Regions from separate parts of the Mus musculus genome. Here region 2 is linked to region 1. A link is a loop called in an ENCODE intact Hi-C map of the cell type or tissue named here. Cell type or tissue: left cerebral cortex. All regions are shown on one strand. Each heading gives the region's core, and the rest is flanking DNA. Links, peaks and the distances in the headings are about the cores only. Region 1 overlaps Stk4 (serine/threonine kinase 4). Region 2 overlaps Slpi (secretory leukocyte peptidase inhibitor).

Region 1 (8,334 bases), core at 236-8,235:
GTGGCTGCTCTCTGCTGGGTCAGGGGTGTGTACTTCTTAGGTCTCGCTTGCCACAGAGGTCAGCTGAGTAGCTGGTGTAGTCAGCTCTTTGTTGAGTGCGGATGGATCTCATTCAGTGCTGCTGGGCTCCGCTGCCGGGGCTATGCTTGCTCTTTGCTCAGTGTTTCCTTAAAACACATTTTGTTATTTCCCCTGTATCATTTATCCAGATTATCTATTTATTTAAGAGACAGTGAGAGACAGAGACATCCCCTAGTTTTGAGACTTTGTTTATCCAAGCTCTTCTAAAATTCTCATAGTGTATTCTGGAGTCACCTGCACCGTTGAGATTCAAGGGTGCTTTTGGCCAGATCTGTGCTGGAAGTCAAGAGAGAAGGGAGGAGGAGGAGGCTCCATTAGATGAGATACGCAGGTGTCACATGGGTCACTTGGTGACCATCTCTGGTTAAACAGGTGCTTTTCAGCTTCTAAGGTGGGAACACAACGTACAGAGGTGTCAGATCCAGGTCTGTTTGCACCGAGAGTAACCGTGACTCAGGACGTTCAGTTAGCTCCAGTTTGAGATTCTGCTCCTTCGCAGGAGGAGGATGAAATGGATTCCGGCACGATGGTTCGAGCTGCCGGTGATGAGATGGGCACTGTCCGAGTAGCCAGCACGATGAGCGGAGGAGCCAATACTATGATTGAGCACGGTGACACGTTGCCGTCCCAGCTGGGCACCATGGTGATCAACACGGAGGACGAGGAAGAGGAAGGAACCATGAAAAGTGAGGCTCTGGGGAGACACTAACTGATCCAGTGTCAGGGTCTCGCAGCCCCTGCTGTCTGAGTTGTGGGTCTGCTGTTGTGTTGTCCTAGCTACGTCCCTTAGAGGGAGAGAGGCGCTCAGTAGGAGGGCTGTGAGGAGCAGGCGGCAGGGGAGGAAGAATGCTGGCAGTAGGCTGGGAGCTTCGTCTGAATGCTCTCATTGAGGGTTCTCCTGGAGCAGGCCATACGTACTCTCTGCTGTGATGCAGACTTTCAGTGTATTTTCACGCTAGTGTCTGTCTGGTTAGTCAAAGCTCACTGACAGCCAGTCAGGGATAATTGAGCAGATGCAAAAGTTCTGTTAAGTCTTCAGAAAATCTCTTCCTTTTCCTCTCCCTCTTTCCTTGTCTCCCCTCCCTGCCATGTTTCTCTGACCCCTCCTTTCCTTCCTCCCTTCACTCTCCCTTTCTTTCTTTGCTGGTTATTAAGTCCCTGAGCCTCACCAGTAAGCACTAGGTAAGCACTGCACCAGTGAGCCCCGCCCCCAACCGGTGCTCCTGCTGCTGGAGACTGATGCTTTTTATGTTGCCCAGCCTCACCTCTCACTTCTGGGCTCAAGCTGTTGCCTGTGGTCAGAGTCTAGGCCTGGTGTTTCCAGGTTTTGTCATTGTTTTGAGGAAAGAAAGTTATGTGCAGAGTAGCAAGACCATTTTATTTAGGCAACGCGCAGGTCAGAATACAATGCAAGAGAGCAGTAGGCCGCAGGGAGGTGCAGTCACTGCCCGAGGCTTCTTTTTGTGAGTCTAGTGGAGGGAGGGACTGGTTTCTTTTTTTGGGGGGGGGGTTTCGAGACAGGGTTTCTCTGTGTAGCCCTGGCTGTCCTAGAGCTCACTTTGTAGACCAGGCTGGCCTCGAACTCAGAAATCCGCCTGCCTCTGCCTCCCAAGTGCTGGGACTAAAGGTGTGCGCCACCACACCTGGCGAGAGACTGGTTTCTAAGAGAAGTAGTTGGGTGGTTCTCTCTGTTGCTTGATAGATTAGTTTATCTGATCACTTCCTCCTCTGTATGTGTCTCTTTCTCTAATGACACATCAGGTGGTTCCCTAGCCTCAGGCTCCAGTCTTCCACATCAGGTGTGTGCCACAGACCTGGGTTCTTCCCCTCTTTCCTGGCTGGCCTGTGACTCGCTCCATTCCTCGAGTTGGCTTAGAGTCCCACACTCTGCTCTTTACTGATCGCCTTTCCTCTCGACCTGAGGTACAGGCCATGTCACAGAGGGAACAGTTGGAGGATACAAAATAGTAACGGAGGTATAGAGGTTCAGGTTAGCCTGAACTTTGCATACGTTGAAAGGCCTGAGTTTCCTTGGTCATCAGGTTTTTTTTTTCACCCCCCTTAACTACCTACCCCCCCACCCCCATGCTAGGGATCAAATCATGGCTTCATGTGTGCCAGTCTACTGCTGAGCTGTACCTATAATATTTATGGCTTTTCTTCTAATCCAGGGATCAGCAAACCAGTGTCTCGGCCAAGCTAGACTGCCACCTACTTTGGGCAGTAAGGCTCAACTGGAACCTAGCCATAAACCATTCCTTTGTTGCTTTTGGCTGCCTCTGTACTGAAAAGGCTGAGTTGAGTACCTGTTAAAAACTGTTGCCTCAAAGGCCTAAATTATCTGCTGTCTGTTCCTTCACAGACAGAAAGTTTGTTGTCTGGCAGAACACTTGACTAGCATGTGTGAGGGGCTGGGTTTCATCCCAGGGAGAGGACACAGCTAAAGGGAAGGGAAAAAAGGTGATCAAGGAGCCCTGGGGCTTTAAACCTAAACATAGGGTCTGGAAGGGCCATCAGTGGCTGGCTGCAGCTCGGAGAGGCTGAGAACCTGTGAGCTGCTCAATCCACAACACTGGATATCTTCAGCAGTCTCAGTCTGGCTCTAAGGGCCTGGAAGATTCCCAGAGAGTCACTTGACTTTAGTCCATGATAGAAGACCAAGAATCTGGAGTCTAATGCCAGCGATGGATGGCAGTGATAATAGCTGTAGCAGCAACAGGAATGGGTGTGCCAGCAAGGAGCAGAGTCAGGCTGGCATGCAAGACTTGTTCTTTTTGCCTCAGAGCCCTCTGTATCTGGGCTGTCTGTCAGATGGTGCCATCCACTCTCAGAGAGACTTCTCTCAGTCGGCCCTTTTTGTAAATGCCCATACAGACTGACCTCAGTTGTATCTCTGACTTGGTCCCAGGTGCCATCAAGTGCAGGGAAGGACATGAGTTCTAATATTGGTGTAGGCCCAGGGTGTTGCCAAAGTATAGTAAAAGGGAATTTAACGTGTCCCTGGGGCTCCCTACAGAAACGTAGCAAGCTTGGCAGCACGTAGGAAGGTAGAGATACTCCTGAGGAGGGGCTTCTGTGTCTGCAGACATTGGCAGGGCAGTGTTCTCATGGGTCTCTACTCTTCACCTTGGAGATGGAAATCATTCCCTTTGTTTTGGGATTCAGATTAATTATCTCTGAGACTGAAAAGAATGGTAATGTTACATTGGTAGATTAACAAATTGATAAAACTTCTGGAGTGCATTCTTTATCAGCATTTAAAAAATTCAGATCTGGGCTTGAGAGATGGCCCCACAGTTAAGAACATTGCCCTTCTTCCAGAGGACCTGAGTTCAGTTCCCAGTGACTCATGACCACTTGTAACTCCAGGCTCACAGGATCCAGTGCCCTCTTGAGACTTTGAAGACACTTCCTCTCACACATGAAGAGACTCCTTGCTGTATACACATAATTAAAAACAACCCCCCAAAGAAAAGATCAAACCTGTGACCTGGTAAATTCCTTTATTAGGAACTAGGCCCAAGGAAATAATTAAAGATAAAATTTATGAATTTTCCCAGACATGCTAGTGTAGACTATTGCATATATAAAAATATTAGGTACAGTCCAGCCTTAGCTGAAATCTGAAGGGGAATTGACATTAACTAGTCATTACTTGTGTAAAAACACATTGGTCATTCTTGCTGTTTGTAGACTATGTTCAGGGTTCTCTAAAGGAACTCCTGGTCTTAGTGGTGAAGATAAAATGCCCTTGTGAGTTGTCAGCATTGAACTTGTTGTGCTCCCACTGTGCCAGCAGAGGGAGCTCCGCGATAGGATATGGATTGAAATTGCGTTCCCATTCAAATTCACCGACACCCTTTCCATGATAGCATTTATTTTGGATCAAGACTATTATTTATTTATACTTAAGATTTTATTTTATTTTATTTTATTTTATTTTATTTTATTTTATTTTATTTTATTTTATGTGTTTGAGTGTTTTGTCCATATGTATGTCTAAGCACACACGTGGCTCGTGCCTGCAGGGACCAAAAGAGGTTATTGAATCTCTTTGAACCAGAGTTACCGTGAGCTGTAGGTACTGAGAGTTGGACCTCGGTCCTCAAGAAGAGCAACCGGTGCTGTTAACTGCTGTTAGCCCTCACCTTTAAGGCTGTCTTGAGTTACCGCAGCAACACTGGGGCATGGCCTTCATATCGTTTAGTGAGGAGGTTGGATACTTGGCAGAGCTGAAGCACTTCAGCACAGCCTCTTCGTCTCAGGTTTAGTAGACTTTAGTTGGAATTGGTTTTGTCGATCCTGAGCACAGTGCCACACATAGCTTTTTAAGTGTCACCAGTTAAGGGGTCCCAACCAAACAGTGGGATAGCACTTCAAAACAAAACAACTCACAAACAGAACTGATATGGGGAAAGCTACAATATGTAGACAAACAAGTGTTAAAGATACTTTATAACCATCATTGCCTGATATATCCCGATTTTGGTTTTGGAAGTGCAGGGACGGGAACCCTGGGCTTCCTGCCTGGCCGTGTGCACTACTGAGCTGCATGGCCCCTCACTTTAATCTTGCGTGTTTTATACAGGAAGGATAATCGGAATAGCCTTTTACTGATCTGCAGAACCGCTGTGGATTGTAGGTATCGACCCTTTTGGTTTGTGCATTGCGGTTATTTGGCCCTAGCTTGTGACTTGTGCCCGACTGTTGCAGTCATTCCTAGCAGCCGGCCTTCTCCTGATGTCACACTGTTCCAGGGTTTCTTATACAGTATCATTTTTGTGTTCTTCAAGAAATTTTGCTGGGTGGTGATGGTGCACCCCTTTAATCCCAGTACTAGAGAGGCAGAGGCAGGTTGGTCTCTGAGTTCAAGGACATCCTGGTCTACAGAACAGTTTCCAGGACAGGCAGGGTTACATAGAACGACACTGTCTTGAAAAAGAAAAAGAAAAAAAGAAAAAAGAAGTTTCTTTTTACCTACACACCTTGAAAGAGTAAATGTTTAAAGAGTTGTAAAGTCTTACTGCCCACAGATGTTCTTTAATATATCATGAATTTCTTGTTCTTTGTATTATGAACTGTAGTCACATTCAGCTGTACGGTCCAGTCACCTTTGCATGGATTCCGTGACCATTATTCTAAAATAGATTCCTTGCCCTCCTTCCCCTTTTTTTTCCAATAGAGATTGCTATTTGAATTTCTTTACAATGATCTCGTATCAGTTTCAGGATCAGTGAAGCCAATTTTGCGTTATACCACTGGGATTTTACTTGATTGCTTTGAATACATAGTTCTGTCAGCAAACACGGTTCCATGGTTTACCCAGCATATCTCTAGAAAACTGAGTTTATTCACAGGCATGCTCTATATCTCTGTGTGTGCATGTGTGTGTGTGTGTGTGTGCATGTGTGTGTGTGTGTGCATTTGTCTGTCTGTCTGTCTGTGTTTTTGTTGGGGAGATCCTAGATAGGATTTCTCTCTATAGCCCTGGAGCTTGCTCTGTAGACCAGCCTGGCCTCAAACTCACAGAGATCCCCCTGCCTCTGCCTCCTGAGTGCTGGGATTAAAGGCGTGCGCCACTGCCTGGCATCTCTATCTTGATGAGGTCTTTTTATATAGCTCAAACTGGTGTCAACTTCTGATCCCTCTTCCTCAACTTCATGAGCACTGCAGCTACAAGCACCCTTAGCATGTGTGTCTGTGTACACGTGTGTGCTCATGTGTAGGTCAGAGGTCAACCTTGGGTGTTATTCCTCAGGGGTTGTTCAACTTGATTGTTTTAATTTGTTTTAAAAAATATTTTCTTTTTAGTATTTAAAATTGTGTGTCCATGCGTGAGTATGTACACTTGAGTGCAGACACCTCAGGAAGCTTGTAACTTGTATCCCCTGGAGCTGGGGCTCCAGGTGCTTGGAAGTCACTTGATACAAGTGCTAGGAACCAAGAGAATCCTCAGACGAGCAGGGCACACTCTTCACTGGCTGGGCTGTCCCTCCAGCCTTCATCTTGGTTTTAGGACCAGTTCCAAGTCTTTTGTTTTTATGTTGGCTTTGGTTCTTGTTGTACTTTTATGGCTGTTGCGTTGATGTTTTCAGTGGATTGTTGTACTCATCTCCTATGAGACTCCTAATCTGTAAGTTCCCTTTTTATTTTTTATGAAGAAGATCTTGTCTCTGGATTATGACCTCAGTGTTGCCCCTGTGATCCATAGACCCTTTTTTTTCTGGTTCACTCAGATCTCTACTACAGTTTGAATAGTGGTGCCTGTTCTTGTCCTGTTCACCTCAGGGAAAGTCCCTCTAGCATCTTAATCCTGAGTCTGATTGCAGCCGAATCAGCAGTCCTTCCTTAGGCTAGAGAGTCTGACTGTAGCCTTAGAGAGTCTGACTGTAGCTTTAGAGAGTCTGACTGTAGCTTAGACTGTAGCCTGGTGTCAGTTAGAACTGGCGGCAGTTTACCATCTTGCGGTTTGATTTTTCTTGCTTACTAGTCTGACTACCCGTAGCTTTCCCCTTAGCTCTGCAGCTTCACTCCACCGTCAGTGTGGTACATGCGCTCTTTGTTTTCTTTCCGCCCACCCTCTGGCGCCAGGCCTTGAATGCAGGGACCAGGCCTTTTGCATGGAGCTGCATACAAGCTCTGATATTGGAAGCGTCTTATTTATTAGAAACAGGATTTTGATTACTGTGTATCGCTTCCAGCCTGGAAGTTGCTGTGTATACCAGACTGGCCTCAAATTCAAAATTCCCCCGCCTCTGTTTCCTGTATTCTGGAAGTACAGGCATGTTAATTATTCAGAAGAACTTTTTTCAAAACTAAGTGTGTGAAATTTTAAAACCCGGTATGTGCTAGAGAGTTGTTTAAAGAGCGAGGCCGAGGTGGTAACAGTTCTTGGGTACTTTTGAGGCATTTGTGGCTTGGCATGTTTGTTGTGAATTTTTGTCAAAAGAGTCTTTGTGTTTTCTTCTTTTGAAAATATTTAAACACTCTGCATGTGCCACAGACCCACGCTGTGGAAAGTAGAGGACAACTTTTGTGGGTTCTGAGAATTGACTCAGGTCCACAGGCTTGGGTAGCCAGTACTTTACCCAGGGGCCACCTAACCAACCTAAGAATGCTTGGTTTCTAGTTGTTTAGTACAGGAATTTATATCTAGTAAACTTAATGTGCCAATTGCCTTTAAATTGGCTATTTTCTACCAATTTTTGATACTTGGGTTTTCAGAGACAAACCCAGCAAAATATGGAAGGAAGGAAGTGGGCTTGTTTGCACAAGTTGTACCTTAGCAGTCCTTCCCTGAGGAGGGGCTGACAGTCAGCGGTTCTGATGGTGAGCAGACACCTATCTGCTGAAGCCTCGATGCCAGCCGGCTGCTCTCCCTCTCAGTGCTTGCGGCATGTCCAGGAGCGCATCAGCTGGCCCCTCCTCCTTCCCAGGCTTGCTGCCTGCACAGGTGGGGGGCGCAATAGCTTTTGCAGTGTTCTCGTCCTTGACTCGGGCCTTTCCAGTTAGGCCCTGTGACCTGAGGCGAGTGAGATGATTTCTTTTTAGGATCTGCACTGAATTCCCAGCGTTCTAATGTGCTCCTTAGAGTAGTAGCCACACTAATCTGTTTGCAGTAGAACTTTAAAGCATGACGGCATAGTTAAGATTGGGAAGCTCTGTGACTGAGGCCGTCTACTGTTGCTCTGTTTCCTCCTTTAAGACCACAGTCCAGGCTCTTACTGAAAAGACTTCACACTGTCTGTCAGATATGCATTCATCAGAGCAGTGTGAGAGGGAAGTTCTTCATTCACTCTCAGCCTGCAGCTGTCTGCAGGGTGCAGTTAATACACGGTCCACATGCTGACTTCGTCAGTCTCGGATGTAGGGGATAGTGTTTGCAAGCATGGTTCTGAGGGTGTAAGCGCTGTGCACTCCTCTTACAACAGCAGCCTTGTTGTCCAGTTTCTGGTTGCTTCAAAGTTCACCAGAGAGCACTCGGTGCTTCCTATACTTGCCACTCTGAATTGACACTATAGGAAGGTTCTCGATAGAATAGGGCTGTTTCCTGCCCCAGAGCGAAAAGCTACAACAGTTAATTTTGTTGCAGTTGTCTTGCTGAAGGAAGGCAAGAGTAGAAAGAAAAATACTGGAAAGATTTTGGGAATCAGTCTTTGGCCTGGAGTGTATTTCTGGGTCTGATAGGGGAAGTCTCCTTAGGGAGGTTATTCCCCCTTTGACCTTCAGGTTTTATGTTTTGTTTTGTCAAAC
Region 2 (8,334 bases), core at 34-8,033, 250 kb after region 1:
CATCTTCTGAGATCTTCTTTAATTTCTTTCTTCAGAGACTTGAAGTTCTTATCATACAGATCTTTCACTTCCTTAGTTAGAGTCACACCAAGGTATTTTATATTATTTGTGACTATTGAAAAGGGTGTTGTTTCCCTAATTTCTTTCTCAGCCTGTTTATCCTTTGTGTACAGAAAGGCCATTGACTTGTTTGAGTTAATTTTATATCCAGCTACTTCATTGAAGCTGTTTATCAGGCTTCAATAAATCTTAAAATAAAATTAAATAATAAATAAAAAGGAAAAGAATCTACTACCACTGCTTTGCTAGGCCAGCATAATTTCTCTGCATCTTGTTCTTATACCCAGAGATCAGTGTAGCTACCACCTCTCATCAGATAAGCCTCTCTCTACAGCAAACAGAGACCATCCCAGAAAACCACAACTGGACACAAAGCAGAGACCCACAGTATAAAGATCCCAGCACCCCAAAAATACATTGGTACCACAGCTCCCTCATCCGTAGCTCAGGGTACCATGCCAGAGGAAAGAGTGCAAAAATTGTAAGAGCCAGAGTAGGAGGAAGTCTGAAGTGAAACAGCCTCTCCTAAAATGGCTACAGAAACAAGACCAGAACAATAGCAATGTCGATCAGCATGTTAATGTAGGAGAAGAAAAACTGTGTGAAGTCCCACCCTTAAAGAAAGAACCACAAGCTACTCTAGTCTGCGGGGAGAAGAAGAATTAGCCTCTCTTGTGAATGAGCCCTCTTATTGTTTGTCCAACACAGTGGTCACCCCTGAAGCCATATCTATCACCCAATCAACAGATTAACTCAGCACTATATATTTATGTATTATATATGTTATATATTATAGAGAGAGAGGGGGGACTGGACTCTAACAAATTTTACTAGCTCTGCTTTATCTGAAAACAATAGACTTATAAACAAATTATCTGATTCCTTTAATGACTTATAGCTATACATCCAAATAACAGTTGGCCCTTATAAATAATACATTTTAATGGGCCAACAATTGCTGGTTTGACTGGAATCCATGGGTGACCACATGACTCACATATTTGTACATACACATGTATATATTTTGGGTATGTGTGTGCCTGTGTGTGATGAGTATAGTCAAAGATAAAGAGGATATCAATTGGAAGGTGAGAAGCCTGGGAAGCGTTCAGGGCGGGTGACTGAGATGAGCTTGAGAGAGAAAAGGGAGGGAGAAGTGATACAATTCTATTTCAATTAAAAAACATTTAATAAAAAGAAAACCCAAATAATGAAAAAACTTTTAAAAAACAAAATTAGATAGATGTGAGAAGGAAATAAATACAAACGGGAGCCTGGCCTGTGAATTCCAAGACAGCCAGGGCAACACAGAGATACCCTGTCCCAAAAAAACAGAAGAAGGAAGAGGGGGGAGAAGAGGAGGAGGAGGTGGTGGAAGAGGAAGAAGAGAAAAGACAAGACAAGAAAAAAATAAAACAGGACTACTTAATTTTTAAAGACCAGTGAAAAAGCCAAATATAGGGGCACTGGCCTTTATTCTCAGAAGGTGGATCTGTATGAGTTCAAGGCCATGTGGTCTACATAGCAAGTTCTAGGCTAGCCAGAGATATACAGTGAGATCTGTCTCAGTAGAAAGGGGGCTCTCAGCAGTTAAGAGCACTCCCTCCACTTACAGAAAAACCAGGTTCTCTTACACACACACACACACACAGAGAGAGAGAGAGAGAGAGAGAGAGAGAGAGAGAGAGAGAGATTGAGAGAGAGTAAATGACAGCTCACAGCCACCTGTAACTCCAGTTTTAGGTATTTTGGCACCCTCTTCTGGCCTCTATAGATATTGGACACAAGCAGTGCACTTATATACATGCAGATGAAACACTTGCAACATGAAAATAAAAACAGCCCAGAAACATAGAACACCCAAGATACAATTTGGAAAACACAAGAAAATCAAGAAGAGGGAAGACCAATGGGTGGATACTTCATTCCTCCTTAGAATAGGGAACAAAATACCCATGAAAGGAGTTACAGAGACAAAGTTTGGAGCTAAGACGAAAGGATGGACTATCCAGAGACTACCCTACCTGGGGATCCATCCCATAATCAGCCACCAAACCCAAACACTATTGCATATGCCAGAAAGATTTTGCTGAAGGGACCCTGTTATAGCTGTCTCATATAAGGCTATGCCAGTGCCTGGCAAATACAGAAGTGGATGCTCACAGTCATCTATAAGATGGAACACAGGGCCCCCAATGGAGAACCTGGAGAAAGCACCCAAGGAGCTGAAGGGGTCTGCATCCCTATAGGTGGAACAACAATATGAACTAACCAGTACCCCCAGAGCTCGTATCTCTAACTGCATATGTAGCAGAAGATGTCCTAGTCGGCCATCACTGGGAAAAGAGACCCCTTGGTATTGCAAACTTTATATGCCCCAGTACAGGGGAACGCCAGGGCCAAGAAGTGGGAGTGGATGGGTAGGGGAGCAGGGTGGAGGGAGGGTATAGGGAACTTTCGGGATAACATTTGAAATGTATATAAAGAAAATATCTAATAAGAAAGAAAGAAAGAAAGAAAGAAAGAAAGAAAGAAAGAAAGAAAGAAAGAAAGAAAGAAAGAGGGAGGGAGGGAGGGAGGGAGGGAGGGAGGGAGGGAGAGAGAGAGAAAGAAAGAAAAGAAAGAAAATAAGACCAAATAAAACAGTGAGGTAGAGTCACAATATTGCCCATTAATGAAAAGTGTGAGCAAGATTAAACATAAGTATGAAAGGAAATAGCAAATAATATAACATTTTAAAAATTGTTAAAAAGGGAAAGGAAGGAAGGAAGGAAGGAAGGAAGGAAGAAAGAAAGAAAGAAAGAAAGAAAGAAAGAAAGAAAGAAAGAAAGAAAGAAAGAAAATTTTAGAGTAATTCCTTTACTAAGGTACTCAAAAGTTGGGCACTACCAGTTTTGGCCATTGAGGTAAATGGGTCAGTGTAACCTATGGACCCATTCCCATACATGGTTAACTCTGTTGCTGAGCCTGTATGGATAAAGAGCCTGATGTTAAGCAGAGCCATCTTCACCCAAGTACTGGTCCTTCTTTGCACAATGGAGCCCTCTGCTGGCCACACTTAAATTTACAGTCTGAGGCCTATACAGCAACAGAGAGAAAATATTTATAAATCATATATCCAATGAGAGGTTGATATTCAAGCACATGAACAATTTAAATGACTCAACAGTTGTTGCGGGCCGACCGAAACAGCCTGGTTTGGGACTGTATTTTAAAATGTAATATACAATGTAATATTATTAACACGAGAACTTGGGCATAAGCAAGAAAGGAAAGGTTATGGTTTAACAGTGATGTGTCTGCACATCAATTTGACAAAGGGTCCATTTTCTGTTAACTTGGAACAACATAGAGCCACATGGGAAGAGAAAAACTCCAATCGAGAAGATGCCTCTATCTTATTGGCAAGTCTGTGGAATACTTTATTGATTCATGATCGATGTGGGAGGGCCCAGGTCACTGTGGAAGGCGCCACCCTTGGACAGCTGGACCTTGATTGTTGAAAAAGCCAAGCTGAGAAAACCATGGAGAACAAGCCAGTAAGCATCATTCCTCCATGATCTCTGCTTCAGTCCCTACTTCCCTGCTTTGGGTTTCTGTCCTGGCTTCCCTTTGTGATGAACTATGAACCAAGACATGTAAGCAGAATAAACCCTTCCTTTCCCTTCCCTCAACAAAAGTTAAACATAAACAAGATATCTGATCGTGTATATTTCCAAGAAAGATATATAAATGGTCAGCAAATCTATGAAGAAAGTATCCACTGGCACTAATGGCTATGGGTTCGCAGAGTAGAACACCAGCCCCACTGCACATCCATGGGAGTGACTGCTGGCAAAACGACGAGCCAAACATTGGTAAGGATGTGGGAAATACAGCAACCCCGAGCATGGCACTGATGAAGATGTAAATCGCTATGCCTGGTTTGGAAAACTTTATTCAGAGCTGTCCAAAAGTCGAAACCACACAAAGTCAGATGGGCAGGCACACTCCTGTAATCACAGCACTTGAGAGGCAGAAACATATAAATCTTCATGAGTTCGAGTCCCATGCCAGCCTGGGGTGCAGAGTGAGACTCTGTTTCGAAAGAAAGGAAGAAAGAAAGAAAGAAAGAAAGAAAGAAAGAGAGAGAGAGAGAGAGGGAGGGAGGGAGGGAGGGAGGGAGGGAGGGAGGGAGGGAGGGAGGGAGGAAGGAAGGAAGGAAGGAAGGAAGGAAGGAAGGAAGGAAGGAAGAAAGAGCACCCATTGTTCACATACTCAAAAAAATAAAAATAAAAGTTAAAAATCGAGCTATCATAAAGTCCAGTGATCCTCGCTTTCTGTATGTGTGGAAACTGATACAAAGTCAGTGTGGAGAAGAGCTGAATACACACGTATTTATTACAGCAGGAGGCACGGGATCAAGATAAGTGTCCATCAGTATGAGAGAAAAAGACAAAGGTCTGTGGCCTTTAAAATTAAATACTATCTGTAAAATGTATCGTTTTAATACAAGTGTAATCAGTGAATTAAACCAGCAGCTGTATTTCTTTACCTTTGCTAGTCCCCAATAACCACACAGAGAAACCAAGATGTATTTCAAGCGTCACGGCAATACCTCAGCAGTTTAATGATCTACCTTAACCCCTTATGCTAATCTGGTTACCTCCCGGCTCCGGTCCCATGATATGTTAATATTGTTCTGGCTCCCTCCGCTTCAGATGTTTCTTCCCACGGTGTCTCCTCGGACCTTCTCCCCGTGGCCGACTTGAATCTCCCTCGCTCGCTCTCTCTCCTTTTCTGGCTGATGGAACTTTCCACGCCATTCTCTCCTCTGCCCACTGACAAGGCAGAGAATAAACGGTAAGAATTGTTTACACAAACTTGAGTAGGGAGATTCTTGACCTAAGCACTACAACGCCGTGTCCGGATTGAAACAAGATGTGAGCACAGAGAAATGACCCCTGGATAACGCAGGGATAATCCTTACTCCGTGCAAAACCATTTACTCCTACGCCTACCCCAGGGATGGATTGTAGGTCAAAGGTTTTGTGGCTGGGCTGGTGTTTGTATTCCTCTTTTGGTTGCCTGCTCACACTGAAGACACTGGAATATACAGTTAAAGGCTCCACGTAGGCACCAGCCTGACTTCTCCATGTTCGTTGAGTTGTGTGGGTGTCGTCTTCAGCAACGTTTACAGAGAACAACCCATTGTCTTAGCAACCCAGGGGTGATTTGAGGGTTTCCATGGGACTCCCTTGGTCAACAACTCACTGAAATGAAAGCCATTCCCAGAACTGGAAGCCTGATTTGGGGACAAGAGATGGCCAGTAATGGTGACTCCATTACTGCCATGATTAGGAGACCTCATTAGGATGGCCCTCATATATTCTAGGAGGGTTTCCACTGCACCGGGTTTTCATATCATCCCTTAAATGCCCCCAAATTCTAGCTGTCTCTCCCCAAATTTCCTCCCTCAACCCTATTTCTCCTCCCATTCCCTACCTAATCTATAAAAATCAAAATCTATTCTATCACCCCCTCTCAGGGAGATCCATGTGCCCCCCTGCCCTGGGCCCTTCCTCTCTACCTAAACTCTCTGGTCATATAAGCTGTAGGTTGGTTATCATTTATTTAATGGCTAACATCCACATATAAGTGAACAAATACCATATTTATCTTTCTGGGTCTGGGTTACCTCACTCAGGGTGATTTTTGTTTTTTATAATATCATTTCTGATCTGCTAGAGAACCCTGACAATAGATATGTCTTCTATCTTAAGTTAATTATTCCATACTGTGTACCATATTAAAACATCACACCATCTCTATTAATATGAACAGTTATAACTTGTCAACTTAAAAAACCAGAAATTTTATTCCATATTATATTCCATAAATATACACAATTATAATTTGCCAATTTTAAAAGAGCAGATACAAATTAATCTTTTAATTATGGGGGGGGGACAAAAAATGAATAACTTCTAGAGATTACCATTCAAGTCAGTAGATATTGTCAAAACTTTATTGTTTAGAGATTTTTTTGCACAGTTTGTTTCTTTATGTCTGTTATTTCTTTTTTTAATATTTTTATTAGGTATTTTCCTCATTTACATTTCCAATGCTATCCCAAAAGTCCCCCATACCCTCCTCCCCACTCCCCTACCCACCCACTCCCACTTTTTGGCCCTGGCGTTACCCTGTACTGGGGCACATAAAGTTTGCAAGTCCAATGGGCCTCTCTTTCCAGTGATGGCCAACTAGGCCATCTTTTGATACATATGCAGCTAGAGTCAAGAGCTCCGGGGTACTGGTTAGTTCATAATGTTGTTCCACCTATAGGGTTGCAGATCCCTTTAGCTCCTTGGGTACTTTCTCTAGCTCCATGTGTGTTATTTCTTATTGTTAATTGGAATGTTCTAGAATTCTGTGTAGGCTGTATGCCCAGCAACTTTGATGAATCTTGGCTTACTAATGTTATTGAGTGTTATAAAATTGCCATATAAAATGATAATATTTAAGATAGGCAAAAATGGTGGCAGGCACACACCCATAATCCCAGCACTTAGGAGGTAGAGGCAGGAGCATAAAAAGTTTGAGGCCAGTCTCAGCTACATAAGACTTTGTTACACACACACACACACACACACACACACACACTTACACTTAAAAATAGAAATCAAACATGACCATTTTGTATGGTTTCCTATCTTATACATACTCTGTTAGTGCAGCATCCTGTGTTGCTTTAGGCATCTTGTCAGCTGCTGGGAAAGCGTCTGTCCCTATCTTACACACTCCATTGGCGTAGCATCCTGTGTTGCTTTAGATATCTTGTACATTGTTGGAGAACAGTGTTTCCCCTGCTGTTTCTGACCTCAGTGAGAAGTCTATTGGAAATTCAACTTAATATGTGTTTTAGAAACATCATTTCAGGTGCGTTTCCCTTCATGTTTATTTCTAGTCTTACTCTTTTTTCTTTTTTCGATTGTTATTTAAGTGTACTTTATGTCTAACGAGTGCTCTACCTGCATGTGCACCTGCATGACAGAAGAGGGCGCTATATCTCATTATAGATGGTTGTGAGTGGCCATGTGGTTGCTGGGAATTGAATGAACTCTGGAAGAGCAGCCAGTGCTCTAACTGCTGAGCCATTCCTCCAGCAGTCACACTCACAACAAAGTGTTGGAGATACTCCCAAAATGGGTGATTTCTCATTTTTCACATTTTACTTGCCATCATTGCAGCTACCCTCGGAGCACACACTGACTGGAACCCGTCTCTTCTTCTGCAGTGTATGTTTAGTAGAACTGTGAAGTGGGGCGGGGCACTGGGGAGATGGGTAGTGAACACGTCGTTCACTGCACAAGCAGAACTCAGTTCAAATCCCCGGAACCCACATAAAAAGCCGGGTGTGGTGCATTTTCCTGTAACCCCAGTAACCGGAGGAAGGGGATGGGCAGACCAGCGAACCCAGCCCTGATTGGTCGGCTTTTGGTTCAGCACAGAGATCCTGACTCAAGGTAATAACCAGAAAGTGACAGAGGAAGACACCTGGTGTCCTACTCTGTCCTTCAAAAACACATACAAGTAAGCACACTGCACATGTGTGTGCGTGCACACACATGCACCGCATTTTCATAACGCCGGGTAGCAATAAGTGGCCGTGGTGTGTGAAGGCACTCTGGTAAAGCACAGCTGTATAGCACACACACACTTTGCACCATTCTGCAACCTCTGGTGCACTACACGTTGTAAGAAAGCGGTCCCTGTTGCCACTTTGCAGATAAAAACATGATATTTGGAAGGTTCAAGCATGCCCAAGCCTGGAATTCTCATCCTTCTCCTCCCGGAATGTAAGAGGGAGGCCTCGTTCCCATCCTTCCTTTATTGGTTCCTACCACACCCATCTCATCCCCTCAGTGAATCAGAGTCACGGTGTGCATAGAGAAATGAATGCGTTTATTTATTTGCTCTCCAACAGCATTTCCCTAAAGATCGGTGAATGCTGAGCCAAAAGGAGATGTTAGTGGTAAAACAGTAACCCTGGTCCACAGGATCCAAGCCTGGGATACAGGGAGCCGGGAGCCATGGAACCCGGAGCAGGGACGCCTGGGAGCAGGGAAGTAGTTTCCAGAGCACACCGAGCACGAGTCCAGAGCCGGCGCCAATGTCAGGGATCAGGCTACAAGAGAAAGTAAGGAAAGACCTTCAACATAGGAACCAGCTAGATCATTCCTATCCAGCCCTTGTAAGGGAGCATGCTGAGAACGGTCAAAGGGTAAAGTGGGG

What was found. Peaks named below come from ENCODE experiments on the same cell type or tissue, not always from the same donor. Only the 100,000 strongest peaks of a DNase experiment are listed, where the experiment ranks them.
Region 2: a loop joins it to region 1, with 2.7 times the contacts of the local background. A loop is called at or near these places in 25 of 42 quality-filtered maps.

The regions. Positions count from the first base shown.
Region 1 is chr2:164,099,830-164,108,163 of GRCm38, forward strand. It overlaps Stk4 (serine/threonine kinase 4), which reads left to right. Exons shown (of 11, transcript NM_021420.4): 9 at 581-767. Among named protein-coding and RNA genes, the nearest start is that of Stk4, 30 kb to the left of the region's middle. In left cerebral cortex, for the core only: a CTCF peak has its summit at 3,879 (motif pointing right); DNase peaks (open chromatin) are centred at 3,874 and 7,906.
Region 2 is chr2:164,346,087-164,354,420 of GRCm38, forward strand. Slpi (secretory leukocyte peptidase inhibitor) reads right to left here. Exons shown (of 4, transcript NM_011414.3): 4 at 7,984-8,227. It overlaps Mir7678 (microRNA 7678), which reads right to left and starts at 8,297; the gene lies at 8,227-8,297. In left cerebral cortex, for the core only: CTCF peaks have their summits at 1,828 (motif pointing left), 3,109 (motif pointing left) and 7,094 (motif pointing right); DNase peaks (open chromatin) are centred at 1,815 and 3,118.